Regions from separate parts of the Homo sapiens genome. Here region 2 is linked to region 1. A link is an interaction called in ENCODE POLR2A ChIA-PET data of the cell type or tissue named here. Cell type or tissue: endothelial cell of umbilical vein. All regions are shown on one strand.

Region 1 (5,000 bases):
CCCTGGCCTCTCCTTCAGCAGTTACTCGGGTGCAATGATATACTTATTTGTGCCATGGTTTGATTGATATCTGCCTCTGCCTCTCCACTTTGAGCTCCCTGAGGGCAGGAACCAGTCTCTTTTGGCTCACGGTTATAGCTTGAGCAATTAGCACTATGCCTGGCACAGAGTAAAGCCTAATAAATATTTATTGCATGCATGATCTAGAATCACTTGGCTGAGGTTACAGATTAAGACACGTGTCTACTTGTCCTTCTTTAATATACTTAACATACCTTAGCACTCTGTCATTGACACATACTGAACAAGGGCTTATTCATTCATCTTTTAAAAGCTAACTCACTCTTTTAGTTTTCCCACCTTTGATAAGGGAGGATAGGACCTGGGAGGTCAGGCCCTCGGTTTACTAGCTCATCCTCCTCTATTTCTCTGAGAGCATAAAATCACTGGAAGTCAGCCAGCATGCCCCATGGCACTGTGAGGCACAGGGGAGAAGCACCAGGCTCCTGGATTCTGAATGCGTGGCTTTGAAGCCTGGCAAGAGTGGCCCCTTCCCTGAGTCCCCCACCACCCCTCCCCTTGGGGCGAGGATTCTGCAGGCATGAGAAGTGCCCACCCAGAGTCTGTGCCTATGCCTTCTAGAACACGCTCTGATACCCGATAATTCCCTTCCAAAATGTCACTAAGTTAATTCACAGGGCTCTTTGTGGGCCTCATCCCTGGCTTCATCTCACCTGAGGGCAAACTATACTGCCTGATGCACATCTTATAGACCTGAGCCTTGGGCCTCAAGATAGCTGTTTGCAGGTGACAGCTAGGTGTTGACCCATGCATGCTAGCTCCATCACTGATGGGATGAGAGGTAGCTGGATAAGGGATGGATACAGGTTCCAGGGGACAGGTCTCCTTGGGCCTACACATTCTGGCACATAACTCCAAGGGTCTTAGAATTCTAATTTGAACATGGCCTTCCAGGTTGTTAGAGGATATATCCATCAAGGAAGAAAACAGAACATATTTCATTTAACACTTGCTGGACTGTTGTATAATTTCTAACTATAGAGACATATGGTATATGGGCCTCCAACTCTACTCTTGTTCTGAGCCCCACAAATGCCCATTTGGTTCTGTCATTTCTTTGCATAGACAAGCTACATAACCTCTCTGAACTTCAGTTTCCTGAGCAGGAAAATGGGTCTATGGTAATAACTACATTATCAGGGCTGGTGAGAAAATGAAATAAAATAATCCATGTCAAGGGCTTGAGAAGAATGCCCTCTGGCTGTCGTCTCCTATGACTTCCTGTATGATCTCCAAACTGCTCTCTTTGCAGGGTTTCAACACGGCTGCTCCCTCCTGCCTCCTTACCCACAGCCAATAACCTCCCCATTCTCTCCACCTAGTCAAATCCCACCGTCTTCAATTGTGATAATAGCTGGTTGATTGCACGTTTACTACGTTTCAGGCATTGTATTAAGAACTTTCCATGCATTAACTCAGTTCTGACACCAACTCGATGAAGCAGGCACTGTTTATTATTCCCCAAACACAAAGACACAGGGATCTGGAGACTGGAAGCACTGGCGGCTGCAAGTGGCAGGGCTGGCGGGGTGTGAAGCCGGAGAGGAGTCTTTCTGCAGTCAGGCCTCCCAAATCCCGGGATGGAATCAAGGAGCCTTTGGCTGTCCCACCCCTCCTCCTCCAAGCCCCCAAATCCAAGTCTGTTATATCCCGTCAGCTCTGCGGGCCTGCCTGTGACTTTCAGCCCAAGGGGGCGGGCACTTCGTGTCACGCCACGTTGTCCACATCATCGACCCTCCCTCCCCTTCTCCCCTTCCTTCCTTCCCTCCCTCTCTTCCTCCCATTGAGTGCCAGTTCTGTGCCAAGCTTTGCTGTTCAAAATGTTACGAGTGGAGAAGTCAGGGAAGGATGGAATTATAGGTGTTTCTTCTTCATACCTTTCTGTTTGGCTGATTTTTTTTCAAATGAGCACGCAGGCCCGGTTCCTCAAACCCACTTCCAATGTGGCATTGCTGGGTTGGTTTGGTCCAAGGAAAGCCCTGTCTCCTTAACTCCCAGCCCCCACGCCTCCTCCGCCGGCCCCCAAATCCAGGCCGCCCTGCCCCCTCCGGAAAGGGGAGTTGGGGGCGAGCGCCGAAATCTGAGTGGCTCTTTCAAGCCTCCGTTGCCATAGAAACCGGCCGCACAGGCCGATGCTGTCCATTACACCATCCTCTAGCCTCGCAGCCAATGGACTCCGAGCTCCATCGCCAGAGGCCCCGCCCCCCAGCTCTGGGGAGTCCACCAATCAGCAGGTCCCGTGACTTAGAGCCCTGCCCTCGGCCCAGGGACACCACCAATGCGCTTCGACCCTGCCCTCCTTCTCTTCGGTGTAACAAGAAGACTCGATATTTTTTTTTTTTTTTTTAGGAATTCTCCAGATCAGAAGGAATTGGCAGTAAGGCCTCTGTCAGCTGCACCCTGAATAATCTTTGGCTGCTATTTTATTTAAGGAGAGCAAAACTGTTTCAATTACGCAACAATATATACCATTCTCTACTAAAACAATTTTAGGAAATGAAAATGTAGGCAATGGGATGATATAGTCTGCTCTATATGAATGTCTTTCATTATAGGTATTTTAATTTAACTTAAAATGATCAAGGAACTAGTCATCTTTCCTTTGTATTTCAAATGCATACAAAATTAAAGATACCGAGTTTTTTGATGCAGAGTTCATGAGACATTGACTTAATTAGTTGGTAGGCAACTTTTACTGAACCATCTAATTCCTGGTTCAGAACATTACAACTGGAGGATAAATGAATATTTCTCTTAATCCATGGAAGAAATTCTGTTTTTGAGGCGGGCTGCGTAAATGGCTCTGACACTCTGGAGTCTAAATAAACCAAATGTGTTTTTAAAACCCGTTTGCCATTACAAAAAAAAAACTTCAATTTTTTAGAACACTTTTAGATTTACAGAAAAATTGTGAATATAAAGTTCCCGTCTACCCCAGCCACCCACCCTGTTTCTTTCATTATTATTATTATTATTGAGACAGGGTCCCGCTCTTTCACCCAGGCTGGAGTGCAGTGGCGCGATCTCGGCTCACTGCAACCTCCGCCTCCCAGGCTCAGGCGATCCTCCCACCTCAGCCTCCCAAGTAGCAGAGACTACAGGGGCATGCCACCAAGCCCAGCTGATTTTTGCATTTTTCATAGAGATGAAGTCTCGCCATGTTGCTCAGGCTGGTGTTTCTGCTATTAACATCACATATGGTATTGCAGACGCATGGTATATTTGTTCCAATTAATAAACCAATAATGATACATTATTTATTAATTAGAGTTCACAGTTTATTCAGATTTCCTTCGTTTTTACCCAACGTTCTTTTTCTACTCCATCTTTTTCTACTCCAGGATCCATCCAGCATGCCTCATCGCACTAGCTGTCGTGTCTCTCTGGGCTCCTCTTGGCTGGGGCGGTTTCTCACATAGCAACATGACATCACTGTTGGTGCTGCGTCAGGTTTCTCTACTGGAAAGTCAGTCTTCTTTTGCCCCTTTTCATACTGTACTCTTTGGAAGGAAGTCACTATGCTCGGGCCACACTTAAGTGAGGAGTTATGCTCTATCTCCTTAAGGTTGGAATAGCTACATAGATTATTTGGGATTTTTCTACACTGAAGATTTGTCTCATTTATTCAGTAATTTATTTATATCAGTATGGATTCACAGATAATTATTTAATACTTTAGGTTATAATCCAATACTATTTGATTTTGTTGCTCAAGTTGTTCCAGCTTTGGCTTTTGGGAGCTCTTTCGGTTGGCTCCCGTCTCCCTTTGACACACCCCTATTTTTGTGGGGTTTTCTCGTTGCCGTCAAGCACTTCCTTACTTTCTGGCACTACAAGATGCCTCAGGCTCATCTTTCGTATTTCCTGCCCCAGTCCTCAAATCAGCCATTTCGCAAGAGCTTTGATTGTTTCGGAGAAGGGTATTTATTAGAAACCAAGAACTGGGCGCTAGGTGCACTCATTGCTACTAGGGTGTCATTTATTTCCTTCCTCCCTCCCTCCCTCCCTCCCTTCCTTTTTGAGACAGAGTCTCACTCCATCACCCACACTGGAGTGCACACTCATGGCTACAGCCACGTAGCCATGGTAATGAAGCCATAACCTCACGAAGCTTCCAGTTTACACAATTAGAGGGTTAATTACCAAGTTGCCCAGCACTCTGCAGTGTGCTGTGTAGGCAATGCGGGGGTAAATTATCTGAAGAGAATTTAAAGACAATAAAAACTGCAGCCTAGACCTCCTGGGCTCAAGTGATCCTCCCTCCTTAGCCTCCTGAGTAGCTAGGACCACAGGTGTGTGCCACCACACTCAGCTAATTTTAATTTTCAATTTTTTTTTTTGTAGAGATAAGGTCTTGCCATGTTGCCCAGACTGATACAACTCCCGGCCTCAAGCCATCCTCCTGCCTTGGCCTCCCAAAGTGTTGGGATTACAGGCGTGAGCCACCACACCTGGCCTTGGGGTATCATTTCTTTTAAGCCTTCTCAACTGACAGAACAAAGAAATATATCTGTATATACCAATGTGTATATATATACACACATATCTATATTTCCATTTGTAACCATCTGTATATATATTAAGCTAAACATGAGTTCCTGTTTATATTTACCACTTGAATCCAGGGATCATTTGGCTTGCTTCCTGCTTGCTTATCTCTAAATTCCCACTCCAATAACGGGAAACCTGGTTCCCATCATCCACATCCACCATCCATTTACTTAATTGTTCAAGTCCAGTATACATGTGTAGGATTATCAAAATTGTTAACCCATACCCCTGTGGGAAACTTTATCAAGTAGAGTACATTCTTCTGAACACTTTCTTTTGCCTTTAGTGTTCCAGCAGACTCCACTTGTTTCTTTTTTCTTTTTCTTTTTTTTTTTTTTTTGAGACAGAGCCTCACTCTGTTGCCCAGG
Region 2 (5,000 bases), 670 kb after region 1:
AGGAAGGGTGGGAGGAAACCTTCTAAGGGGAGCTGAAAGCTCGTTGATTCCTAAGATGAGCCCGAGTGAGAAAGGTACCAGGTTTTGAAGTTTGTTCTGCAAACGACCTTCTTCACTTTTTTGTGAAGTCCTGCAATCAACAGAGCTCAGGGCTAGGAATTAGGACCTTTGCTCCTGTCCCACCTTGGACTCAGACTCATTGTATGACCTTTGGCAGAGCACCTGGAGCTTCCAAGGGGTGGCAGAGAGTTGGGAATGCAGTTTCCTATCGGAAAAGCAGAGCCTTGGTCTTGATAAAGAACTTTTGAACTTTTTCTTAGCCAAGGGAGCCTTCCTTTTTGCAAGATGAAATGTGACATGAGAGATCGATTCCTAAAATGAATGAGTTGAGCTGCTTTGGCTGAGGCCAGGATGGGGGTGAGGGTGAGCATCTTGAGCTGTCTTTTTGGTTTCCTTTGCCTACTTCTAGAGGCAGCCTCTGAGAGCTTGGATACCCCCTAAGGAACCTTTGAACCCCAGAGTTCCACAGTGCTAATGGCTGCAAGGCAGGTGATATAATTTTGTGGGACTCTGGAGCCTGGGTTCATTCCCACACTAGCTTCTCTGAGCATTGGTTTTCCCGTCTGTAAATGGGGATAACGACTATGCTCACATGTTGTGACAGTGTGGTAAGCTGGTTTTGTGTGTGGCATGCCAAAACAGGGTTTGGCTGACATGGGGTGCACAGCAATGTGGGAGCTGCTAGCAGTTGTGGATCTCTTCTTTCACAGGCCAGACTGCCTCAACAATCCTGCAAGATGGGTAGTATTATCTGGTCTTGCGGACAAGGAAGCTAAGGCACAGAGAAGGTAAGTAAGTTGCCCAGATCCCATAGCTGGTGAGTGGCAAACTCAAAGCCAGGCAGTCTTAGTAACAGATAGTTATTATTATTTTAAGTACTGGGGAGAGTCTAGGCCCCAGAATAGGTCCAAAATAAATACCCTCCTCACCTTACATAATTAAGCTCTAAGAAAGCTTAGAAATAGGCCAGGCACGGTGGTTCACACCTGTAATCCCAGCACTTTGGGAGGCTGAGGCGGGTGGATCATGAGGTCAGGAGTTCAAGACCAGCCTGACCAAGACGGTGAAACCCCGTCTCTACTAAAAACACAAAACACCTGCACCAGGTGTGGTGGTGCGCACCTGTAATCCCAGCTACTTGGGAGGCTGAGGCAGGAGAATCACTTGAACCTGGGCAGCAGAGGTTGCAGTGAGCCGAGATCATGCCACTACACTCCACCCTGGGCGACAGAGTGAGACTCTGTCTCAGAAAAAAAGAAAGCTGAGAAATATAATCAGCTCCCAGTGCTGAGAAGACTTGGGGCCCCACTGCCAGTGAGCATCAGGAAAGGGGGCCAGGTCTAAAAGTCAGCGCTGACTGAGGCAGGTCCTTGGTCAGTGTGTCCCTGCCAGTGTTCCTGGGAAAGCCCCAGTTCTTCTCAGCCAGCACCCTGGGTACCTGGAGCTTCCAAGGGGTGGCAGAGAGTTGGGAATGCAGTTTGGGCCTCCAGCCCAATGCTCCATGCTCCTTGCCCAGTAATCACACCTGGCACAAAGTGAGCATCTTCAAGGACCCTATTCTGGGTCTGGTCTCTCCCCATGGGCCTTCTTCAACACTCAAATCCTAGTAGTACAAGGGAGAGAGCCCCAGATGTGGACTCTTGTCCAGTTCTGTGTGTCCTCAGGCAAGTGTCTCCCTGTCTCTGGGCTTCAGTTTCTCCATCTGTCAAATGGATGGTTAAACTCAGTGTTTCTAAAGGCCCACTGTTCACCCATCCATCCATCCATCCACCCACCCACCTACCCATCTGCCCACCCATCTATCCATCCCCATCCATCCATCCATCCATCCCCATCCATCCATCCATCCATCCATCCATCCACCCACCCACCCATCTATCCATCCACTCACCCACCCATCTATCCATCCATCCATCCACCCATCCATCCATCCACCAACCCATCTATCCATCCAATCACCCACCCATCTATCCATCCACCAACCCATCTATCCATCCACTCACCCACCCATCTATCCATCCATCCATCCACCCACCCACTCATCTATCCATCCATCCATCCATCCATCCACCCACCCACCTACCCATCTGCCCACCCATCTATCCATCCCCATCCATCCATCCATCCATCCACCCACCCATATATCCATCCACTCACCCACCCATCTATCCATCCATCCACCCACCCACTCATCTATCCATCCATCCATCCATCTATCCACCCACCCACCCATCATCCACCCAACCATCTATCCGTCCATCCATCCATTCAGCAGATATTTCTTGAATATCATCTATGTGCCAGGATCCTTTATTTATTAAAGTTAAAAGACAAATCACAGACCTGTAGAAACATTTTAGAAAGACATACAAAATCATACTGGATTGGAAATGTAAATTTCCCCAGGACTTTTGTTCACCAGTGACTCTCCAATGCCATGCATGGGGCCACATGTCTACTAGGTGCTCTGTAAAATGTTTATTGGATGTAAGAATGAATAGGACATATTTTGCTGTTCTAAAGAGAGCTGCCTCCGAGTCTGAGATTGGAGTCAGACATCCTCTCTAGGACTTATTGAGAGGGGGCCAACTATCTTTGTCACCCCCATCCCTGACCTGCCCCACTGCCTCCCCAGCCCATATAAGCCAGTTTCTAAAGAGGATCTAAGGAGGATTGGCCAGCAGTGACTGGGGCAGGGTAGGGCACGGCATGCCCCCAACTCCCAAGCCCAGGTGGGCTCATGGTTTGGAGGGGAGAAGCTATGAACCAGAGGGAAACAGGCATTCCATCCCTTGATTGAACTCACTCTTGTTGATCTGCCCTGTGTCCATTGGGAGTGAGTGGAGAATGAATGAGAAATGCAAAAGGGGTGGGGTCTGGCAGAGGCAGCCTGCATTGCCACCATTTGACCAATTTCCTGTCAATTTCCTATATTTGGTCAAGTGGACATTGAAGGAGGCTCTTGAGCTTAATCTAAGCCATGGTTTTCCAGCCCAAAGGGGCATGAGGCTGTTGAAGTGGGGATGGGGTAGTGAGGAAGCTAGGGTGATCTGAAGAGGTCAAGCTCGTGCTCCTTGCTCAGTAATCACACCTGTGTACCAATTAGGCACCTGCCACACGTGGGAGAAAGGGGAGGGCATGGATGGAGGCAGAGGAACATTTAGTCCCAGTCCCTCCCTGCTGCTCACTGGTGATGGCCCCAGAGTTTTCTAACACCGGGAATTGTGGAGGCCACAGCAGCATCAGGGTAGTGACAGCTGTCTCTATCCCCATTCCTTCTTCTGCTCCCCAACATACAGGGGAGAAATCAACCCAGAGGGAGGAGAGAAGAGAATGAGACAGCATGACATATCTCCCTACAGGGCAAATCAGTGGAGTCAGAAGCTGAGTCAGGCAGTGATGGGGAAGCAGTGATGGGAAAGGAGAGCTTCAAATCAGACCTGTATTTTAAAAATTCAGCACTGGACTAGGCTTTTTAATAGCTGAAAGTTACCAGAAAGCTTTGAGATCTGCCCAAAGTTATTAAGGATTGGAGTTTAAAAATACGACTGTGCATTGGGGGTGGGGGGTGGGGGGTGCATGGAAAGCATGCCATGTTTGTAACCCTCTGTTACAACTTCAGTATCATCATTAAGCCAGTTACACACAAAGTAAGCCAAGAATATCCTTAATACACAACGAGCTCCTATAAATCAATAAGAAAAAGGGGAATGATCCAAGTGTGTGGAGGGAGAATGGGCAAAGACATTACAAGGAATTTAAAAAAGAAAGACAAATAGGACAATAACCATACGCAAAGCTGTTCTACTTCCCTAAGAATTTTCAAATTGAAGATGAGAACAAGAATGAAATACCACCATGACCTACAAGATACGGAAACTGTAAAAGACTCCGGCACCCTCTTTTGAGAAGGCAATTAGGCAGAGTCTATTATCTGTAGCCTGAGGTAGTAACAGCATTTTACAGGAAGTGTCCTGAGTTGAGAGAGGGGTAGGCACTTGTTAGAAGCCACACAGTGAGTCATGGGAGGGGAGGAGCTAGAACTCAGACCTCTGGATGGGCACCTTTGATTCTTTATCTCCAGCCAGCTGGTCCTCTCTGTCTGGGCTAGTGCACAGCCTGGCCCCTGGCCCCTGTCTGGGTAGCCCAGGTCTGCTACATCCATTGCTGCACCCTGCTCTGGGCCTGAGGATGGTTGGGGCACTGCTATTCCAAATGACACATCTCTTATGATTACCCTGTCCTTCCTAGACAGGAAGCTTTCAATTAGTCCTGCTGGGCAGCAGCCTTAGAGGGTAGAGGTAGGACTCCAAGGTTTGGGATGAGACAAACCTGTTCTCAAATCCCAGCCCCACCTTTACTCCCTGGGACAGTTACTTAACCTCAGTTTGCTCATTTGTAAAAGGAACACTGTCCAGGTGCGGTGGCTCACACCTGTAATCCCAGCACTTTGGGAGGCTGAGGTGGGAGGATTACTTAAGGCCAGGAATTTGAGACCAGCCTGGGCAACATAGTGAGACCCTTATCTCTATGAAAATAAAAAAAAAAAATTAGCCAGGCATGGTGATGCGTGCCTATAGTCCCAGCTACTCAGGAGGCTGAGGTGGGAGGACTGCTTGAGCCCAAGAGGTCAAGGCTGCAATGAGCTAAGATCGTGCTATTGCCCTCCAGTCTGGGTGACAGAGAGAGACCCTGTCTCAAAAACAAACAAGATTAAAATGGACACAATCACCCACCCACTGAAAAGCTTGTTCCTTCCACAGATATTTATTGAGGGCCTACTATGTGCCAGGCACTTTTCAAGGCACTGCAGATACATCAGTGAATGAGACAGACCTTCCCCTCATGAAGTTTACATCCTAAGTGGGAGAGGGAGATCATTTCAGAGAACGACAGGGAATTGAATTTGGGTACACAGAGTGGCAGGAGGGAGGGCCTGG

What was found. Peaks named below come from ENCODE experiments on the same cell type or tissue, not always from the same donor. Only the 100,000 strongest peaks of a DNase experiment are listed, where the experiment ranks them.
Region 2: POLR2A ChIA-PET joins it to region 1 with 5 read pairs; 2 of 35 experiments call an interaction of 5 or more read pairs at or near these places.

Annotation. Positions count from the first base shown.
Region 1 is chr20:308,309-313,308 of GRCh38, forward strand. No RefSeq gene overlaps it. Among named protein-coding and RNA genes, the nearest start is that of ZCCHC3, 13 kb to the left of the region's middle. RefSeq lists enhancers at 1,372-1,431, 2,181-2,260. In endothelial cell of umbilical vein, no CTCF peak of the experiment used is centred here; DNase peaks (open chromatin) are centred at 1,883 and 2,293; H3K4me3 peaks cover 929 bases; H3K27ac peaks cover 1,650 bases.
Region 2 is chr20:983,032-988,031 of GRCh38, forward strand. All of the region lies in intron 1 of RSPO4 (R-spondin 4), which reads right to left. Among named protein-coding and RNA genes, the nearest start is that of RSPO4, 17 kb to the right of the region's middle. In endothelial cell of umbilical vein, no CTCF peak of the experiment used is centred here; no DNase peak of the experiment used is centred here.